2 separate regions of the Homo sapiens genome follow, and region 2 is linked to region 1. Evidence: read pairs that join two places in POLR2A ChIA-PET (ENCODE). Cell type or tissue: PC-9. All regions are shown on one strand. Each heading gives the region's core, and the rest is flanking DNA. Links, peaks and the distances in the headings are about the cores only.

Region 1 (10,248 bases), core at 977-8,976:
CAGATCACTTGAGATCAGGAGTTCAAGACCAGCCTGGCCAACATAGCGAAGCCCCATCTCTACTAAAAATGCAAAAATTAGCCAGGCATGATGGTGCACCCCTGTAATCCCAGGTACTCGGGAGGCTGAGGTGGGAGAATTTCTTGAACCTGGGAGGCAGAGGCTGCAGTGACCTGAGATTGTGTCACTGCATTAAAGCCTGGGTAACAGAGCAAGACCCCATAGCCCCCCGACCCCCCCTCCAAAAAAATGTCCAGTCGTGGTGGCTCACGCCAGTAATTCTAGCACGTTGGGAGGCTGAGGTGGGTGGATCATGAGGTCAGGAGTTTGAGACCAGCCTGGCCAATATGGTGAAACCCCATCTCTACTAAAAATACAAAAAAAATTAGCCAGGTGTGGTGGCACGTGCCTGTAGTTCCAGCTACTGGGGAGGCAGAAGCAGAAGAATTGCTTGAACCCGGGAGGTGGAGGTTGCAGTGAGCTGAGATTGTGCCACTGCACTCGAGACTGGGTGACAGAGTGAGACTCCATCTCAAAATAAACAAACAAACAAAAAGAATATGCTAAATTGACTCTACCTCTGCTCTATAAATAGAACAATAAAGCCCGGATGACAGCACATCTGTTTGCAGTGTGGTTTTCTGAATATTTTAAGTCCATTGGTAAGACCTACTGCTCAGAAAAAAAAAAAAATTATTTCAAAATATTACTGCTCATAGACGATGCACCTCGTCACCCAAAAGCTCTGATGGAGATGTACAAGGGGATTAATATTGTTTTCATGCCTCCTCACACAACGTCCACTCTGCAAAGAGTGATTTTGACTTTCAAGTCTTGTTATTTAAGAAATACATTTCATAAGGCAATAGATAGTGATTCCTCTGGTGGATCTGGGCAAAGTCAACTGAAAAACTTCTGGAAAGGATTCACCATTCTAGATGCCATGAAGAAGATTTGTGATTCATGGGAAGAAGTCAAAATATCAACAAACATTGACAAGAGTTTGATTGGGTTTTTTGTTTGTTTGTTTGTTTGTTTTGTTTGAGACAGGGTTTCATTCCCATTGCCTATGCTGGAGTGCAACAGCGCAATCTCAGTTCACTGCAACCTCCTCCTCCCTGGCTCAAATGATTCTCCAAGCTCAGCATCCCGAGTAGCTACAGGTGCCTATCATCACACCTGGCTAATTTTTGTATTTCTGTATTTTTTGGCTGGGCTGGTCTCGAACCCCTGAGCTCAAGTGATCCACCTACCTCGGCCTCCTGTAATGCTGGGATTATAGGCATGAGCCACTGCGCCCAGCCAACATTGACAAAAGTTTGGAAGAAGTTGATTCCAACCTCATGGATGACTTTGAGGGGTTTGAGACTTCAGTGGAGGAAAGAGCTGTAGATGTGGTGGAAATAGCAAGAGAACTGGAATTAGAAATGACGCCTGAGGATGTGACTGAATTGCTATAATCTCATGAGAAAACTTTGAACAGATGAGGAGTTGCTTCTTATGAATGAGCGAAGAGAGTGGTTTCTTTAGATGGAAACTACTCCTAGTGATGATGCTGTGAACATTGTTGAAATGACTGCACAGGATTTAGGATATTACATAAATTCAGTTGATAAAGCAGTGGCAGGGTATGAGAGAATGGACTCCAATTTTCAAAGAAGTTCTACGGTGGATAAAATGCTATCGAACAGCATTGTATGCTGCAGAGAAATTTTTTTATGAAAGGAAGAGTCACTTTATGCAGCCAACTTCGTTGCTGTCTTATTTTAAGAAATTGCCATGGCCACCCCAACCTTCAGCAGCCACCACCCTGATCAGTCAGCAGCCATCAACATTGAGCCAAGACCCCCACCGGCAAGATGATTACCACTCACTGAATGTTCATGTGATTGTCTGCATGTTTTTTAGCAATTATATATATATATATAAAGATGTGATCTCTCTGTGTTGCCAGGCTGGTCTCAAACTCCTGGCCTCAAATGATCCTCCTGCCTCAGCCTCTCAAAATGCTGGGATTATAGGTGTGAGCCACTGCACCCAGCCAGAAATAAAAATATTTAAATTAAGGTATGTACTTTGTTTTTTTAGACACAATGCTATTGCACACTTAATAGACTATAAATAGACTATACTATAACGTAAGCATAACTTCTATATGCACTGGGAAACTGTGACTCACTTTCTTGTAGTATTAGCTTTATTGAGTGGTCTGGAACAGAACCTGCAGTATCTCTGAGGCGTCCCTGTTGGTCATTTGCAGAAGTAAGAATAAAGGGATGGTGAAATACAACTTCATTAGACATTTTAGAATGAAGACATAGCAAACTGAACTTTTTATTCCATGTTTGTGATTTTGAAGGTATATTGGTAGCATCCTTTGAATGCAACTGGCTACTTATCACCTGCCTTGCATGAGCCTGGAACTCATCCACCTTAAAAGTGCTAATTCCAGGTTTCAACTGCACTTCTAGGGGTGTCTAAGCTAACATTACTTTTCCTTCTTCTTGCACTGATGTTGTCAAAATGTGATATTTGGATGAACTTTTTGAAATCGTTGACACTTACAATTTTGTTGGAGACAGTGTGGCCATTTTCTTTGTTCCATGATTGCAAAACATTTTCATTTTTTGATCTATAAACACCCATTAGAATGATCAATTAATTTAAAATTTTGCATTATCTATTTCCTCTCAGTATCTTTGTATAAACACCTGCTTTTGGCATTTGTCCACTTATGAAATGTATCCCATTTTGTTCACAAACATCAAAAAATGTGAAAGTATACCATCATACATCCTTTTAGAAAAAATGCAGTGGTCCAAGTTCTTATTACAAAATATTGAGTGAAGTCTTGCCTGTTAATTGAATGCAAATTTTTTGTGTCATTAGAAATATGGATTTGAGAAAATTTGTCTGGGATATGGTCATCTGAATGCTCACTGAAATTTATCCCATTTGATTGATTTCACCATCATCATTAGCCTCTGGCTAATGGGACAGAGTGGCTGTCTGTCCCTTCTACCATATATATATATATTTTTTTCTTTTAAAGAGACAGGGTCTTGCTCTGTCACCCAGGCTGGAGTGCAGTGGTGTGATCATAGCTCACTGTAGCCTCTAGCTCCCAGGCTCAGGCAATCCTCCCACCTCAGCCTCTGGAGTATCTGGGACTACAGGCATGCACCACCACACCTGGACAATTTTTCTTTTCCTTCCTTCCTTTCTTCCTTCCTTTCTTTCTTTTTTTTTTTTTTTTGAGGTGGGGTTTTGTCATGTTGCCCAGGCTGGTCTCGAACTCCTAGGCTCAAGCAACCCACCCACCCCAGCCTCCCAAAGTGCTGGATTACAGGCCTGAGCCATGGAGCTTGGCCTTCCCCTAGCTGCTTCTTCTTCTTCTTCTTCTTTTCTTTCTTTTTTTTTGAGATGGAGGCTTGCTGTGTCTCCTAGGCTGGAGTGCAGTGGTGTGATTTCAGCTCACCACAACCTCTGCCTCCCAGGTTCAAGCAATCCTCCCACCTCAGCCTCCCAAGTAGCTGGGATTACAGGCATTCACCATCACGCCTGGCTCATTTTTGTATTTTAAGTAGAGATGGGTTTGGCCATGTTGGCCAGGCTGGTCTCAAACTCCTGGCCTCAAGTGATCCGCCCACCTCAGCCTCCCAAAGTGCTGGAATTACAGGCATGAGCCACTGTGTTGGGCCTTCCCCCGCTTCTAATTGCCTATAATTATGAATGTCTCCCTCAGTCAACTTTCTTCTCCTTGCTGTTATGGGTGAAAAATGAAAAATTCAGAATGCTTGATTGTATTGTTCAATAAGAGTGAAACAAAGGAAAGCCTGTCATCTCCAGAATTATCTTCTACCTTCTTGAAAGTTGATGCAATACTGTTAGCAATGTAGTGAGAAAACGGAAGGATACTGTGGCAGAGATGGTTTATTTCATTCTGCTTTTTAGGCAAGTGCATCAGCTTTTCATTTTTTTGTTATTTTAGTCTCTTTTAGCATAACTGGAAATACTTAAATGAGTGATGATGAAATAATTCTCAGGATGATGAAATAGAAAAATATTTCAAGATACAGGAAAAATAAGATTCCTGATTCCAAAATATATCTTAGATTTACAAAAGGCTTGAACCAATCCCTGTAGGAATTGCAAGACAGAATGGGTTTTGTTCTGTAGAAGGTCTCTAAGACAGAATAAAATTCACAAACTATTAATCCTTATACAGTGCTAGAACTACTCAAAAAGTAAACTAAAAAAATAAAAATAGGCCAGGAGTGGTGGCTCACGCCTATAATCCCAGCACTTTGGGAGGCTGAGGCGGGCAGATCACTTGAGGTCAGGAGTTCAAGACCAGCCTGACCAATAGGGTGAAACTCCACTTCTACTAAAAATACAAAAAAATTAGCTGAGTGTGGTGTTGCATGCCTGTAATCCCAGCTACTCAGGAGGCTGAGGCAGGAGAATCACTTGAACCTGGGAGGCAGAGGTTGCAGTGAGCCAAGATTGTGCCACTGCGCTCCAGCCAGGGCAACAAGAGTGAAACTCTGTCTCCAAAAAAAAAAAAAAAAAAAAAAAAAAGAACTCACTGGACCCTGCTGGTAAATTGAAGATTAATATCATTGAATATCCAACTGCCACATTAAATGTACCAAGTACCAAATTAAATTGCTCTGTTCAAAAAAACGTCTTTTTATAGTTGAGTTACTTAAATCAGGATCTAAATAAGATCTGCTCACGGTATGCACTGCCGTCTTGAGGTCCTTTGAAAGTGTCTTTTAATTTAGAACTGTCACCCCTCCTTAGTTTAATGCCATTGACTCATTAAAGAAACTGGGTCAGTTGTCCCGTACATGTCCCACATTTTGGATTTGACTGATTCCCTTCTCACAAGGTCATGGACCTGCCCCATATTTCCTGGAGTCTGCATTGGATCGAGGCTCAGTTTTGTCTTTGGTGGTGGTGGCAGGGGCTCCTCACCCCTGCCTGGCTGCACTGGTCTGCATAGAGGTCTTCTCTCCCTCCTGTGCCCTCACTCTGCCTGATCTGCCAAGGGGCCGGGAGTGGTTGGCTAGGGCCCGGCTGCTCCCACCTCCTTTCTGTGTTGGGGAGTAGGTGCTGGCTTAGAGCCCAGAGCTCTGGGTTTGGGCCTGGCCTTGCTACCCACCAGTTTGGGTTGGGCTTTAGTGTCCTTACCTGTATCCTGGGAATTATGTTACTTGTCCTGTTTACCACTCAGAGTTCTTGTAGGGATAAAAAAAAAAAAAAAAAAAAAGGACTTAAAAGGCTTTGGAAGCCATCAAGAGCTAATTAGGGTGCTGATGATTCTCCCCCTTAGCTCTGCAATGCAGGACTCCCTCATCCTGCCCCGCCCGGACAGCTCACCTCCTGCGTCCTGCCTCCTGCCCCCTCACCCCGCCCTGAGCACCCGGCTGTGTCCAGGGCTGATCTTTGCTGTGCACCCCACGTGCTGCTGGGGGTTCTGTAGTAGGCTTCAGGCCCTGGATGAGGCCAGGCTGAGAACCGCTGGTTGACACAGATACAGACCACTGGGTGGGCATCAGGGTGCTTGCTGCTGGGATACAGGAATATTTTGGGGCAAAACTCTAGGAAGCCTGTTTATAAAAGGCTGCTCCATTTTGGCCTGCAGAGAAATGAACTTTTGGCATATGAGTTTGGAATCTGGAGGAAGAGAAGCTTAACTGACTTCTGAAGCAATTTTTGGAGCTTTGTATTGGAATATGAAATACATACAGAGAACCGCAGGTACCTAAGTGTGGCCCCATGACCACTCATACACCGACCACTTTGGAGGAACTGGCACCCACATCGGGAAACAGAACATCACACCCCCTCTCAGAAGCCCCCTTTACGCCCTGTGCTCGGTGCCCTGCTGGTGATCACTATCCTGATGTTCCCGAAGCATTTTAAAGGCTGGTTGTGATGAACTATAAAGATGGTTGGACTGTGCTCAAAGCAGATCCAGCCAGTCCCTCCCTGTCATCAAGTCCCATGAATGTGCCCTTCCCGCCAGACTTCTCAGCACTGCAGTTCCCCAGGGGGCTCACCTTTCTCAAAAGTGAACTAGGAATGCTTTATTTCTCTAGAAAGGATTTGTTTATACCGAAAGCCAGGAAGTTTGGTTAGGTGGCAGCAGAAGTAGGCGAGTGAATAGGATGTGTGATTGGAGGTCAGCATGGCTGGGCTCTAAAGAGGGTAGGCGTGTGTCCCCCCACACTCGGCCTGGTCCACTCCTGTGTGTGCTTGTGTGCTCATGTCTGTGCATGTGTGTGCATCGTCTTCGTGACCAGCCAGCAGGTGGAAAGCAAGTGCCTCTTCTGTGCCAGGCATCTGTGTTAGCTGCACACACCAAGATGACTCTGATCATCCCTGCTGTTGAAGGGCTACTGTCTAATGGGAGAAGCAGGCATGTGGACACACTGGCTTGGTGTTGACGAACAGCAGAATGGAATGTCAGACTAACCTGCATCCAAAGCCTACTATTAGGTTGGTGCAAAAGTAATCGTTGTTTTTGCCATTACTTCCAACGGCAAAAAACGCAATTGCTTTTGTTTTTTGTTTGCTTTTTTTTTTTTTTTTTGAGACAGGATCTCACTCTGTGTCCCAGGCTGGAGTGCAGTGGCATGATCTCGGCTCACCGCAATCCTGGGTTGAAGCGATTCTCCTGCCTTAGCCTCCCCAGTAGCTGGGATTACAGACATGCGCCACCACTCCCGGCTAATTTTTGTATTTTTAGTAGAGACAGGGTTTCACTGTGTTGGCCAGGCTGGTCTCGAACTCCTGACCTCAAGCAATCTGCCTGCCTCAGCCTCCCAAAGTCGTGGGATTACAGGTGTGAGCCACCGTGCCTGGCCAAAAACCACAATTACTTTTGCACCAAGCTAATAGTTGCTGGGAGGACTGGAGAAAATAATGCATATGAAAGGCTTTTCGTAGTACCTGGCCTATACTAAGCCCTCTGCAAACGCTGGTTGCCATCATTCTTTCTTTCTTTTTTTTCTTTCTTTCTTTTTTTTTTTTTTTTTGAGATGGAATCTCACTCTGTCATCCAGGCTAGAGTGCAGTGCAATCTCGGCTCAGTGCAACCTCCGCCTCCCAGGTTCAAACGATTCTCCTGCCTCAGCCTCCCAAGTAGCTGCCACCACAGTTGCCTACCACCAAGCCTGGCTAATTTTTATATTTTTAGTAGAGACGGGGTTTCACCATGTTGGCCAGGCTGGTCTCGAATTCCTGACTTCAAGTGATGGGCCTGCCTCAATGTCCAAAATTGCTGGGATTCCAGGAGTGAGCCACCACGTCCGGTCCTGCCATCATTCTTAACAAGAGCGCCCCCACCATCGTCCAGGGAGAGATGGAATATCCAGAGAAGAACAGAGCTCACAGAAGGTATGGAAATGGTGCAGAGCTTCCTGTCCTGGGGTCTGTTGACAGAATTCAGGGGTTCCATGAGTGCAGGGGAAACTTGTATCTTTAGTCTCACTAATTTCTACCTGAAATCTAGCATTTTCTTTAATCACGAACATAGGCAACAAACCAGAGTAGTATTAGCAGGGTCCCTGAGTTTGTTACCATCACAGACATTGTCCTGCTGCGTTTCAGTTGTAGCAGATCTAGAAGTGTCAGTGAGGCTCACCATTTGAACCCATAGCAGCTATTAGATCAGCCATAGACCTGCCTAATAACAGTAAAGATCATTATATCACCCAGTTACTGTTTTAAAAACACTTGGTAATATTTTCAATATATTTGGTTTCATTTGTAACCTTATGTATTTTATGTTATGCTGTATAAATGGTACCCTGAAAAGGGCTCTATAGTTTTTACTACATTGGCAAAGGGGTCCAGAGCACAAGATCCAGAATCCGTCTGGTGGGGAAGGGAAGGATTCCTTTGTGGGGCAGGCAGGGCATGTCAGGAAGGCTTCACTGTGTGGAGGAGCCTTACACAGGGTTTTTTTTTTTTGTTTCTTGAGACAGTCTCACTCTGTCACCCAGGCTGGAGTGCAGTGGTGTGATCACAGCTCACTGCAGCCTCTAACTTCCAGGCTCAAGCGATCCTCCCACTGTAGCCTCCCAAGTAGCTGAGACTACAGGCGTGCACCACCACACTCAGCTAATTTTTAATTTTTTTTTTTTGGTAGAGATGGGGTTTTGCTACATTGCTCATGCTGGTCTTGAACTCCTGGGGTCCAGTGATCCTCCTGCCTTGGCCTCCCAAAGTGCTGGGATTAGAGGCTTGAGCCACCACACCTGGCCCCCTATTGGCTTTATGGAGAATATAAAACTTGTCCCTTTTTGTCATGAAAAAGCCATCTGGTGGCTGTCCTTAGCTCCAGGCCTGGCTCCCAGTCAGTGACTCTGACCCACAGGGAACTAAACCCACCTAGAAAGGGACATGGATTTGCAATGCCTAATTGAGTATTTTAATTTAGTCCTATGATATTTTAGTTTGAAACTAAAAGGAATTTAGTAAAGGGAGTGTGGCCAATGTTTAAGGACCAAAGACCTAGGGAATGTTTTGTTTGTTATTCAATTGCAGTATTTGAAGCAATTAAATATATAATTTAAAAGGTTTAAGAGTTCTCATTTAAACCAGCTTGTAAATGAGACTGAACGTAAACCACAAGCCCCTCTGTAAACAGTTGTTAGAACTGGCTGGATTTATCCACAGCATGGTCAGGTTTTTAAGCTGATCTTCAACACTTAAGGAAAAACTAGGTTTTTAAGTGTAGAACTTTAATACCTTAAATATATATATTTTAAAACCGAAGTAACTGCCACTAGTCATTTATGTGCACAGAAGTCTTTCTTTCTGTTTTTTTTTGGCTCACTGCAGCCTCCGCCTCCTGGGTTCAAGCGATTCTCCTGCCTCAGCCTCCTCAGTAGCTGGGACTACAGGTGTCTAGCACCATGCTTGGCTAATTTCTGCAGTAGAGACGGGGTTTCACCATGTAGGCCAGGTGGTCTCAAACTCCTGACCCCAAGTGATCCTCCCGCCTCAGCCTCCCGAGGTGCTGGGATTATAGGTGTGAGCCAGCACACCCGGCCTGCAGAAGTCTTTTTTTTTTTTTTTTTTGAGACAGAGTCTTGCTCTGTCGCCCAGGCTGGAGTGCAGTGCCGTGATCTCGGCTCACTGCAAGCTCCGCCTGGCGGGTTCACGCCATTCTCCTGCCTCAGCCTCCCGAGTACCTGGGACTACAGGCACCCACAACCACGCCCGGCTAATTTTTTTTTTGTATTTTTAGGAGAGACGGGGTTTCACCGCATTAGCCAGGATGGTCTCGATCTCTTGACCTTGTGATCCGCCCGCCTCAGCCTCCCAAAGTGCTGGGATTACAAGCGTGAGCCACTGCGCCCGGCCAGAAGTCATCTTTAAACATCTTTAAACCTCTTCCTGTGGCATCCGCAGGCCCTTGAGATGCTCATCCGAATCTGCTCACCCGTGGGCCTTGGAAGGAGGAGGCTGAATTCCTCCCAGCTGTGGCTTCCCCTGTGGAATGGGATACTCCAGGTCTCCTGGCCTAAGGAAGCGGGGGCTGGGACTCACTGAAGGCTGTAACATTGGGTTGGGGGTTACAACCAGCAGTTTTAAAAAAACGGAGTAGAACTAGGGTTACCAGGTGAATTACAGGATACCCAGTCATATCTGCATTTCAGATAAGTAACTTTTTTAAAGTGTGTATGTCCCAAATATTCTATGGGGTGGAACACACTAAAAAAAAAGTATTTACCTGAAATTCAAATAGCAGGTGTCCTGTATTTGTATTGCTCAATCTGGCAATCCTAAGTAGAATGGAAGAGAAAGTGTGGGAAGGGGCCAGGGCGTGCAGGGGAAATGTGATTGCCTGTGCATTTGTGGGCATGTATTGTAAATACCCACGTGTTTCTTAACTGTGGGTTGGAGCCAGCAGTGAGAAGCCGCTGTCCCTAGTGGTTGTGAGGGCTACGTGTGAGGCTGCCGCAAAGCCGCTTAACAGCGCCCGGGGAGTAACGGGGGCTCACGCCTGTAATCCCAGCACTTTCGGAGGCCAAGGCGGGTGGATCACCTGAGGTCAGGGGTTTGAGACCAGCCTGGCCAACATGGTGAAGCCCTGTCTCTACTAAAAATAAAAAAAATTAGCCTGACATGGTTGCACGTGCCTGTAATCCCAGCTACTTGGGAGGCTGAGGCAGGAGAATTGCTTGAACCCAGGAGGCGGAGGTTTCAGTGAGCCGAGATCGCACCACT
Region 2 (10,248 bases), core at 657-8,656, 77 kb before region 1:
GAATAGGGAGACGGCATGCACATCTGTAATCCCAGCTACTTGGGGGCCTGAGGTGGGAGGGTCACTTGAGCCCAGGAGTTGGAGACCAGCCTGGGCAACAGAGTGAGACCTTGTCTCTACAAAAACTTAAAAAAAAAAAAAAGGCAGAAGGATGATGCCCACTGCACTCCTGCCTGGGAGACAGAGCAAGAACATGCCTCAGAAATAAATAAATAAGTAAATAAATAAATAAAGTTATTCTCTTTCTCCTTCTGGCCAAGAGGAGTTAGTGGAATTCCATTAGTTAAATGTGTGCTTCACACACTTCAACTGCAATGTTGGTTATGATAAGACGGGGTGAGCATAAGTGTTGTGGGAGACCCAAGCAGGGACATTTAGCTCAACTCGGGGGTTTGGATCAGGGAAGGCTTCCTGGGGGAGAGGATGTTTATGCTGAGTCTAAAAGCATGAGCAGAGTTAGCTGTGGGAGGATGGGTAGAAAGGACAGTTCAAGCAGAAGGATGGCCTGATGAGCACCGCAATGAGAAGCCACACGGTGGGTCTGGGTAAATATCAGGAGAGTGAGCGGTGAGAAGTGAGACTGCAGAAGGCCGGAGCCAGGCAGGGTTTGGACAGAGCATGGCACCTGGTTCTGCATCCCATCCTGATGACAGTTGGGAAAACACCCCAGAAAGGGTTTCAGCCTCAGGCAGAAGCTGCGAGAAAGTGTATGGGAAGTTCAGAACAGTCCCCATTGGCCAGAGAAGTAGCTGGGGGAGGAGGTTGCCACCCAGATGCTTTTCTCACCCAAGCCACATATGAAATAATGAGTCAGCGAATGCCAAAAGTTAGGAAATGAAGATAATAGTACTTAACTCAAGATGCTTCTGGGTTTTGTAAAAGCTAGAATTAAACGCCTTGAACTTTTCCTTGCACTTATGTTAAATGACATCATGACACTATAAAGAGTGGGAGATGGGTGTGTGTGTTTCTTTTTTCTTCTTTCTTTCTCTCTTTCTTTCTTTCTCTTTGTCTCTTTCTTGCCCTGCCTGCCTGCCTTTTTCTCTCTTTCCTCCCTCCCTCCCTCCCTTCCTCTCTCTTTTTCCCCTTCCTTCCTCCCTCCCTCCCTCCCTCCCTTCCATCCATCCTTCCTTCCTTCCTTCCTTCCTTCCTTCCTTCCTTCTTCCTTCCTTCCTTTGTTGTTGCTTGAGCCAGACAGGGTCTTGCTCTCTTGTCCAGGCTGGGGCACTGTGGTGTGATCATAGCTCACTGCAGCCTTGAACTCCGGGGCTCAAGTGATTCTTTGCCTCAGCCTCCTGAATAGCTAGGACTACAGGTATGCACCACCATACCTAGGTAATTTATTTTTAGAGACCAAGTCTTGCCCAGACTGAACTTCCGGCCTCAAGCAACCCTCCCATCTCTGCCTCCCAAGGTGCTGGGATTACAGGTGTGATCCACTGCGCCTAGCCACCTGGGTGTGTGAATTACAAGCAAAAAAGAAAAGGAGAGGAAGAGAAGAAACAGTAAAGTATTGTTCTGTCCAAAGGACTCTCTGTGGCCCAGAATTATGTGCATCTATGGTCTGGAAGGAATAGAGAGGAGGGTTTGGAAGTTGTCCTTGGAATGCCTTCTTCAATCCCTTTTCATATTTCTTGTTTCCTGTCTTCATATTAAAATAGTTTCTACCTTGGGGCCCCAAGCTGAAAAGATATAACTAAATTTACTAAGATGTATATGTGCATAAGCAATACTTACTTTCATGGCAAGAAGGAAGGCACCATGAGACATCAGAAGCTAGAGATAATCTAGCCCTACTATGTCCCTGTGGGACAGACGAGAAACTGAGTCTCAAAGCCATTAGGATAGCTGCTACCAAAAAAGCAGAAAATAACAAATTTTGGCAAGAACGTGGAGAAATTGGAAACTGTGCACTGTTGGTGGGGATGTAAAATGGTGCAGCTTCTATGGAAAGCAGTATTATGCTTCTTGAAAAAAATTAGAAATAGAATTACCATAGGATCTAATAATCCCACATCCAGATAGATACCCAAAAGAATTGAAAACACAGTCTCAAGGAAATATCTGCACAGTCATGTTCATGGCAGCATTATTCACAATAGCTAAAATGTGAAAGCAAACCAAGTGTCCATCCATAGATGAATGGCTAAACAAAATGTGGTATGTCCATACAATGGAATATTATTCAACCTTAAAAAGAGGGGAAATTCTGACATTAGCTACAACACAGATGAAACTTGAGGACATTATGATGAGTGAAATAAGTCAAACACAAAAGGACAAATTCTGTATGATCCCTCTTCTATGAGTTACCTGGAGCAGTCAAATGTATTGAGACAGAAAGCAGAATGGTGGTGCCAGTGGGGAGGAGGAAATAGAGAGTTCTTGCTTAATAGGGAGAGTTTCCGTTTGGAAAGAAAAGAGACATGAGGACAGATTGCACAACAGTATGAATGTACTCAATGCCACTAAACTGTACACTTAAAAATGGTTAAGATGGTTAAGATGGTTTTATGTTATATGTTGTTACCACAATTTTATTTATTCATTTTTGAGATAGGGCCTCACTTTGTCACCCAGGCTGGAGTGCCGTGGCACAATCACAGCTCACTGCAGCCTCAAACTTCGGGGCTCAAGTGATCCTCCTGCCTTAGTTTCCAAAGTAGCTGGGTCCACAGGCATGTACCACCATGCCTAGCTAATTTTTTGTATTTTTTTTTTTTTTTTGTACAGATGAGGGTTTGCCATTTTGCCCAGGCTGGTCTCGAACTCCTGGCCTCATGCAATGCTCCCACCTTAGCCTCCCAAAGTGCTGGGATTACAGGCAGGAGCCACTATACTCAGCCTGCAATTTTAAAAACAAATAAAGAAATGAAGTCAAAGCTTCAGAAGCTTTGTCTGAAGCTGCACAACTAGTTAGCAACAGAGCCAGAATGGGGGTCCAAATCTCCCAAGCTCCAGCAGACGCCCCCCATATACACTATCACCAGAAAGTATCTGGGTCCCCGATGGCAGCTTCAAGCACCTGCACTAGCAGTGAGATTGCCATCCTCCTGATTTCTTCTGCAAAAAAATAAGCACCTGCTTGTTGCACCCACTACAGTTGGGTTGTGTGTTACTGCCTAGCTTGATCCTAACCAGTACCATCATGCTAAGTGTCACATCTGCTGATCCACAGGCCTGTGCTCTCTGCACCACATCTAGTTTGGACGAACATGGAAAGGCTGCTGCAGGCTTGTCACCCCATCACAGCCCTCACAAACACAACTCCTCTACCAGAGAGTGGGAACTACTGGGACCCGGGAGCCATTCCTCAGTGTGTGTGTGTGTGTGTGTGTGTGTGTGTGTGTGTGTGTGTGTGCGTGTTTGTACGCAGATATGTTGCAGACCAAGAGCTGAACACTGAGAATATGTAAAGCCACAGAGATGGAGAAAAGCAGAGTGTGATAATTATGAGACATTGCAGTCATCATGCTTGGTGAGGGGAAAGAGGAGGGGCCGGGCAGTAGGTGTTCCTGGGACATTCCAGGTAGGCCCCAGATGCTTTGAGTCTTTGGGAAATATGAGGTCCATTTGGACTCCATGCCAGGCTGCTCCCCCCACACCGGGGATGAGGGCAGACAAGCTGCTATTCTTTTAATTTACCCTCCAGTCCCCTTCTTCACTCCAGCGGGGTCCTGTTGCCCTCTGTGAGCCCTGCTTCAAGGCCCAGAAGGCACCCCAGGAATTCTCACTTCCAAGATTGTGTTCCTGCCATTCACTCACCTGGAAAGGCTCCCCTGCCTGCCCAAAGCCTCCCTGCTGTTATGCAGCCATCCTCTCATCCTGTCCTCATCCAGGGTCCTTGTCCTTGTCCTGGCTTCTTCCCTGAAGACTCTGCAGACCAGCCCCCAGGGTGGCCCGCCCCTCCTTGGCTTTTCCTGCCTGAGGTCACAGTACATTTATTGAGCTCCAGCTGTGTACCTGGCACAAGACACCTATGCTAGGACCCCCTAACTCTCCAACAGCCTGTGAGACGTCAATGGGCACGTGAGAGGCGACTGACTGAGACTCAGGAGGGGCTGTAACTCTTCCAACGTCAGGAGCAAGCAAAGGGAGAGCCAGGACTGGGCTCCAAGGCCGAAACTCTGCAATTGATCCTTTCATTCCTGGTCAGTGGAGAGCCCTCGAACCTCCTGTGCTTAGGTCAGTGTGGGTGGGGCCCAGCTGAAAACTCAGTAGAGCTGCATCAGTGATTCTCCACCTTCTGGCTTCCAGTACCCCAGCCTTTCCAGATAGCTCTGGATGGAACGCCTCTCGGGAAGAACATGGGCGCCCCCGCCTTCCTAAACACACTATTCTGAAAAATCGTGTCAGCTTTTCCCACAGCTCAAAGGTGTCCTTTTACCACGTCCCATGCTTCACCGCAGTGTAGAGATGGCCCTGGGGGATGCAGGAGAGAAAGAGCCATTTGCCCCTGCAGTAATTCTCCAGCTCTCGGATCTGCTGAAGATGATTGATCCCCATCTAGTTCTAGATCGGTCAGTCCCCATCTAGATCGGTCAGCCGCCTCTCACGCACACATACACAGTTGTCATTACCAGATTCTGGTAGCGTAGCCCTCTGGAGCCTGCCCTGTCCCATGACCCACTCTGCTCTGAGCTGGGAAAACCCACTGTCTGGAACTATATCTAAAGGTCTAGGGAGACCACAGTGGTGAGGCAGAGGCAAGGGCTTTGGAGTTTGAACTCTGACTATGACGCTGAATGCTGGGGGACCTTGGGCAAGTGACTTCATGTCCCTCAGGCAAGGTTTCTGAACCAGTCAAATGGGAATGGTAACAGCTACCACTCACAGTTGCTCTGGAGGTCCGTGGAGAAAATTCCCAGAGAGCACCAGCGCAGCAGGTGCAGAGTCCACCCTTCCAAAGCTCAGAGGACTCACCACCTCCTGGAGGGCTGCCCTTTCCACCTGTTCCCCAGAGAGGAGCACAGAGCTCAGAGTCTGTAGAACACAGATCAAGGCTTATTAGGCCACACAGCGTGGGGAGTTAGAGACTCACTCCTCCTCCCCGGTTTCCTCCTCCAGTTTTGCCTACCTCACTGAGTACTGAGCTCACGATAGGAGACGTAGAAGCCCTTGGTAAGGGATCCTGCAACACCAGATAAGGCGTTAGTGTTTTTATCATTGCCTGTGCTTTGCAGGCAAGGACTTGGAGATTCAGAAGGGCAAGAAGCCTTCTCAAGCTCACGGACAGAAAGCAGTGCCCTTAGACTCCAGTCTGCTGCTGGCTCTGACACCCACTGGCTGCAAGGCAGGTGGGTAAAAAAGGATAGAGAGAAAGAATAAGGGGGTGAATAGACTACCCCAGCACTCCTGGAGCCTCAGACCTGCCCATTATTGCAGGGTTGACCTATTAAAGTAAGCACATCTCCCAAATACAAACAGGTTTTTCCAAGACAATAAAGTCTAAGCTCTGCTTGAGGAAAGACCATTTCCTCCATTCCTTAGGCTGCTGCCCTACCCTTGGAGCCAGTTGGGCCTCACTGGGTGGAGTCATGAAAAGCCACATCAGCCTTCGGTGGCTGCCCCGCTACTCCTCTCTCCTTCCTTTGTTCCTTCCATCCACAGTGTTTATTGAGCACCTACTTTGGGCAAAGCTATGTTTGAAGCATTGAGGACATAGCTGTGAACAGAGAAAGTTCTTGCCCACTCTCAGGTCACAGGACACACATAGCAGAACTCATGCATAATATAATTTCAGGACAGGAGAACTGTAATTTAAAAATTTAATCAGGGGAGGGTGATACAGACTAAGCTCTTTGGTTTTAATTCAAATTTCTTTCTTTTTATTATTTATTTATTTTGAGATGGAGTCTCACTCTGTCACCCAGGCTGGAGTGCAGTGGCGCGATCTCGGCTCACTGCAAGCTCCGCCTCCTGGGTTCACACCATTCTCCTGCCTCAGACTCCCGAGTAGCTGGGACTACAGGCACCCGCCACCATGCCCGGCTAATTTTTTGTATTTTTAGTAGAGACAGGGTTTCACCGTGTTAGCTAGGATGGTCTCGATCTCCTGACCTTGTGATCTGCCTGCCTCGGTCTCCCAAAGTGCTGGGATTACAGGCATGAGCCACCACGTCTGGTCTCAAATTTCATTTTTTTCTTTTGTTCCTCAGTACACATAGTGCAAAATAAAAAGCTGCAAAGGAATACACAGTTAAAGCTTTTTTAACAGTTTATGTTTTTCAAAAACACCATAAAGAGGGTAAAAACGCAGGCCTCAAACTGGGAGAAGTTATAACTGATAAGGATTTAAATCCATACCATATAAGAAATGTCTATAATTGGCTGGCCACGGTGGCTCACACCTGTAATCCCAGCACTTTGGGAGGCCAGATCACCTGAGGTCAGGAGTTCGAGACCAGCCTGCCCCACATGGTGAAACCCCACCTCTACTAAAAATACAAAATTAGCCAGGTGTGGTGGTGTGCACCTGTAATCCCAGCTACTCAGGAGGCTGAGACAGGAGAATCACTTGAACCTGGCAGGCAGAGTTTGCAGTGCGCCGAGATCATGCCATTGCACTCCAGCCTGGGCAAAAAGAGCAAAACTCCATTACAAGGAAAGAAAAAGAAAGAAAGAAAGAAAGAAAGATCTATAATTTAATAAGATCAACAACCCAATAGAAATATAGGCAAAAGTCAACAACAGGCACTTGGGGGTTGATAAATAATAAGAACAAATACTTAAAGTCGTCTGTTATTGCAAATGCAAGCTATCTCAGTCCATTTTGGATGCTATAACAAACTACCGTAGACTGGGTGGCTTAAAAACAGCAAAAATTTATTCTCCACAGTTCTGGAGGCTGGGAAATCCAAGATCAAGGCCCTGGCAGACATAGTGTCTGGTGAGGGCTGGCTTTGTGTTCACAGATGGATAGCCATCATCTCACTGTGTCCTCACATGGCAGAAGGGGCGAATGAGCTCTCTGGGGCTCTTTTCTAGGAGGGATCCACCCTCCTGACCTCATTACCTTCCAAAGGCCTCACTTCTCGATACCATCAAACACTGGGGTTCAGTTTTCTTTTTTTGAGACAGAGTCTCACCCTGTCGCTGGAGTACAGTGGGGCTATCATGGATCACTGCAGCCTCAATCTCCCAGGCTCAGGTGATCCTCCCACCCCAGCCTCCCAGGCAGCTAGAACTACAGGCACTCACCACCATGCCCAGCAAATTTTTTTATATTTTTTGTAGAGACGGGTTTCCACCATGTTGCCCAGGCTGGTCTTGAACTCCTGGGCTCAAGTGATCCTCCAATCTGAGCATCCCAGTGCTGGGTTTATAGGCCTGAGCCACTGTGCCCAGCTGGGGTTTAGTTTTCAACATATGAATTTGGATGGACACAAACAATCTATAGCGCAAAGACCATAATAAGTTACCATGTACTGGCCACCAGATTGGCAAAAATGAAAAAGTCTGACAATATCAAGTGCTGCTGAGAATATGGAACAATGGGAACTTTTTATTGTCTTTTAGAGACAGGGTCTCACTCTGTTACCCAGGCTGGAGTGCAATGGCATGATCATAGCTCACTGCAGCTTCGAACTCCTAGGCTCCAGCAATCTTCCTGTCTCAACCTTCAAGTAACTAGCACTATGGGCATGAGCCATCATACCTGGCTAATTTTTTTTAAATTGTTTTTTGTAGAGATGAGATATCACTATGTTTCCCAGGCTGGTCTCAAACTCCTGGGCTCGAGCAATTCTCAGCCTCAGCCTCCCAAAGTGTTGGCATTACAGGCATGAGCTGCTGCCCCTGGCTTCAGTGGGCACTCTTAGACCCTGCTTGGGAGTGTAAGTTCAAGGTAAGAGCAGAAAATAGTGAAGCACAGTGCAAAGATCACATACTCAACAAAGCCAAAACTTAGTTCTTTGGCAAAAGCCAGTAAAATTGACATTTTGGACAACAATCTGACATTAGCAATTAAAGTTGAAGTTGTGTGGCCCCTACAACTGAGCAATTCCACCCAAAATATTTGCCCTAAAGAAACTCTCGGCTGGGCACAGTGGCTCATGCCTATAACCTCACACTTTGGGAGGCCGAGGCGTGGATGACCTGAGGTCAGGAGTTCAAGACCAGCCTGGCCAACATGGTGAAACACTTTCCCTACTAAAAATACAAAAAAATTAGCTGGGCATGGTGGCCCACGCCTGTAATCCCAGCTTCTCGAGAGGCTGAGGCAGAATCACTTGGACCTCAGAGGCGGTGGCTGTGGTGAGCCGAGATGGCGCCACTGCACTCCAGCCTGGGTGACGGAGTAAGATTCCATCTCAAAAAAAAAAAAAAAGAGAAAAAAACAGAAACTCCCGCTTTCCGCGCTACCCACAGAGGGGTCCATACGGCGTTGTTCTGGATTCTCACTGTAACTTAAAGGGAAACTTTCACAAGGTCCGGAGCTTTTGATGTCCTGCAAATGAAGGAGGAGCATGTCCTTAAGTTCCTTGTGGCAGGAACCCACTTAGGTGGCACCAAGCTTAACTTCCAGATGGAACAGTACATCTGTAAAAGGAAAAGTGATGGCATCTACATCATAAATCTGAGGAGGACCTGGGAGAAGCTTCTGCTGGCAGCTCGTGCCATTGTTGCCATTGAAAACCCTGCTGATGTTAGTGCCATATCATTCAGGAATACTGGCTAGACGGCTGTGCTGAAGTTTGCTGCTGCCACTGGAGCCACTCCAGTTGCTGGCCGCTTCACTCCTGGAACCTTCACTAACCAGATCCAGGCAGCCTTCCGGGAGCCACGGCTTCTTGTGGTTACTGACCCCAGGGCTGACCACCGGCCGCTCATGGAGGCATCTTATGTTAACCTACCTACCATTGCTCTGTGTAACACAGATTCTCCTCTGCACTATGGGGACATTGCCATCCCATGTGACAACAAGGGAGCTCACTCATTGGGTTTGATGTGGTGGACGCTGGCTCGGGAAGTTCTGCGCATGCGTGGCACCGTTTCCCGTGAACACCCGTGGGAGGTCATGCCTGATCTCTACTTCTACAGAGATCCTCAAGAGATTAAAAAAGAAGAGCAGGCTGCTGCTGAAAAGGCTGAGACGAAAGAGGAATTTCAGGGTGAATGGACTGCTCCAGCTCCTCAGCTGCTACTCAGCCTGAGGTTGCAGACTGGTCTGACGGCGTTTAGGTGCCCTCTGTGCCTATTCAGAAGTTCCCTACTGAAGACTGGAGGGCTCAGCCTGCCACGGAAGACTGGTCTGCAGCTCCCACTGCTCAGGCCACTGAAGGGGTAGGAGCAACCACTGAATAGTCTTAAGCTGTTCTTGCACGGGCTCTTCAGCAACATGGAAATAAGGTTGATGGAAAATAGACATCAGTTTCTAAAAAAAAAAAAACAACTCTCAAACATATGCACGGGAACATGTATAAGAATAGTCGTAACACTACAGTTTGTTATAGAAACACACTGGAAACAATTCAAATGTCCATTATCCGTACGAATACAGAAAATGGCATATTAGCACAAAGAAATAGTATATAACAGAGAGAATAATTTTTACAGCTACACACAATGTGAATGCATCTCAGTATCATAATCTTGAGATATTATTTAAAAAACCAGAGCAATTCTTAGAATACACATAGCGTGATTCAGAAATGAAAGCGTGCAAAACCAAACAACATACTGTTTAAAGATGCAAACGTATAGAATGAAACTATTGAAAAAAACACAAGGGGATGAAAAACACAAAAATCAGGGTAGTGGTGGCTGGGCACAGTGGCTTACACCTGTAATCCCAACACTTTGGGAGGCTGAGGAGGGCAGATCGCTTGAGCCCAGGAGTTTGAGACCAGCCTGGGCAACATGGTGAAACCCTGTCTCTACTAAAAATACAAAAATTAGCAGGGCGTGGTGGCACATGCCGGTAATCCTAGCTACTCGGGAGGCTGAGGCACAAGAATGGCTTGAGCCGGGGAGGCAGAGGTTGCAGTGAGCCGAGATGATGCTACTGCACTCCAGCCTGGGTGACGGAGTGAGACTCCATCTCAAATAAATAAATAAATAATCCTCACTCCCTTCTCCTCTGTGGATCTGGTTTTACCTGGGAGTCAGTGCACCAGGGCATAGCTAACAGCAGACCCTTCACTGTTCTGGCCCTCGTTATGGGTTCCATGCAGGAGGCTGATGGGGGATGGTCACCGGGAGACGGAGATTCTACCGTGACTTTGCATTTGGCTGCCAAGCGGCCTT

The links. Peaks named below come from ENCODE experiments on the same cell type or tissue, not always from the same donor. Only the 100,000 strongest peaks of a DNase experiment are listed, where the experiment ranks them.
Region 2: POLR2A ChIA-PET joins it to region 1 with 7 read pairs; 4 of 35 experiments call an interaction of 5 or more read pairs at or near these places.

Annotation. Positions count from the first base shown.
Region 1 is chr14:103,296,864-103,307,111 of GRCh38, reverse strand. LOC105370686 (a long non-coding RNA gene) reads left to right here. Exons shown (of 3, transcript XR_944246.2): 2 at 7,208-7,407. Among named protein-coding and RNA genes, the nearest start is that of EIF5, 32 kb to the left of the region's middle. RefSeq lists an enhancer at 4,766-5,266. In PC-9, for the core only: CTCF peaks have their summits at 8,011 and 8,214; a DNase peak (open chromatin) is centred at 5,345; H3K27ac peaks cover 1,428 bases.
Region 2 is chr14:103,373,097-103,383,344 of GRCh38, reverse strand. It overlaps the pseudogene RPSAP5. Among named protein-coding and RNA genes, the nearest start is that of MARK3, 7.2 kb to the left of the region's middle. In PC-9, for the core only: no CTCF peak of the experiment used is centred there; DNase peaks (open chromatin) are centred at 2,384 and 5,464.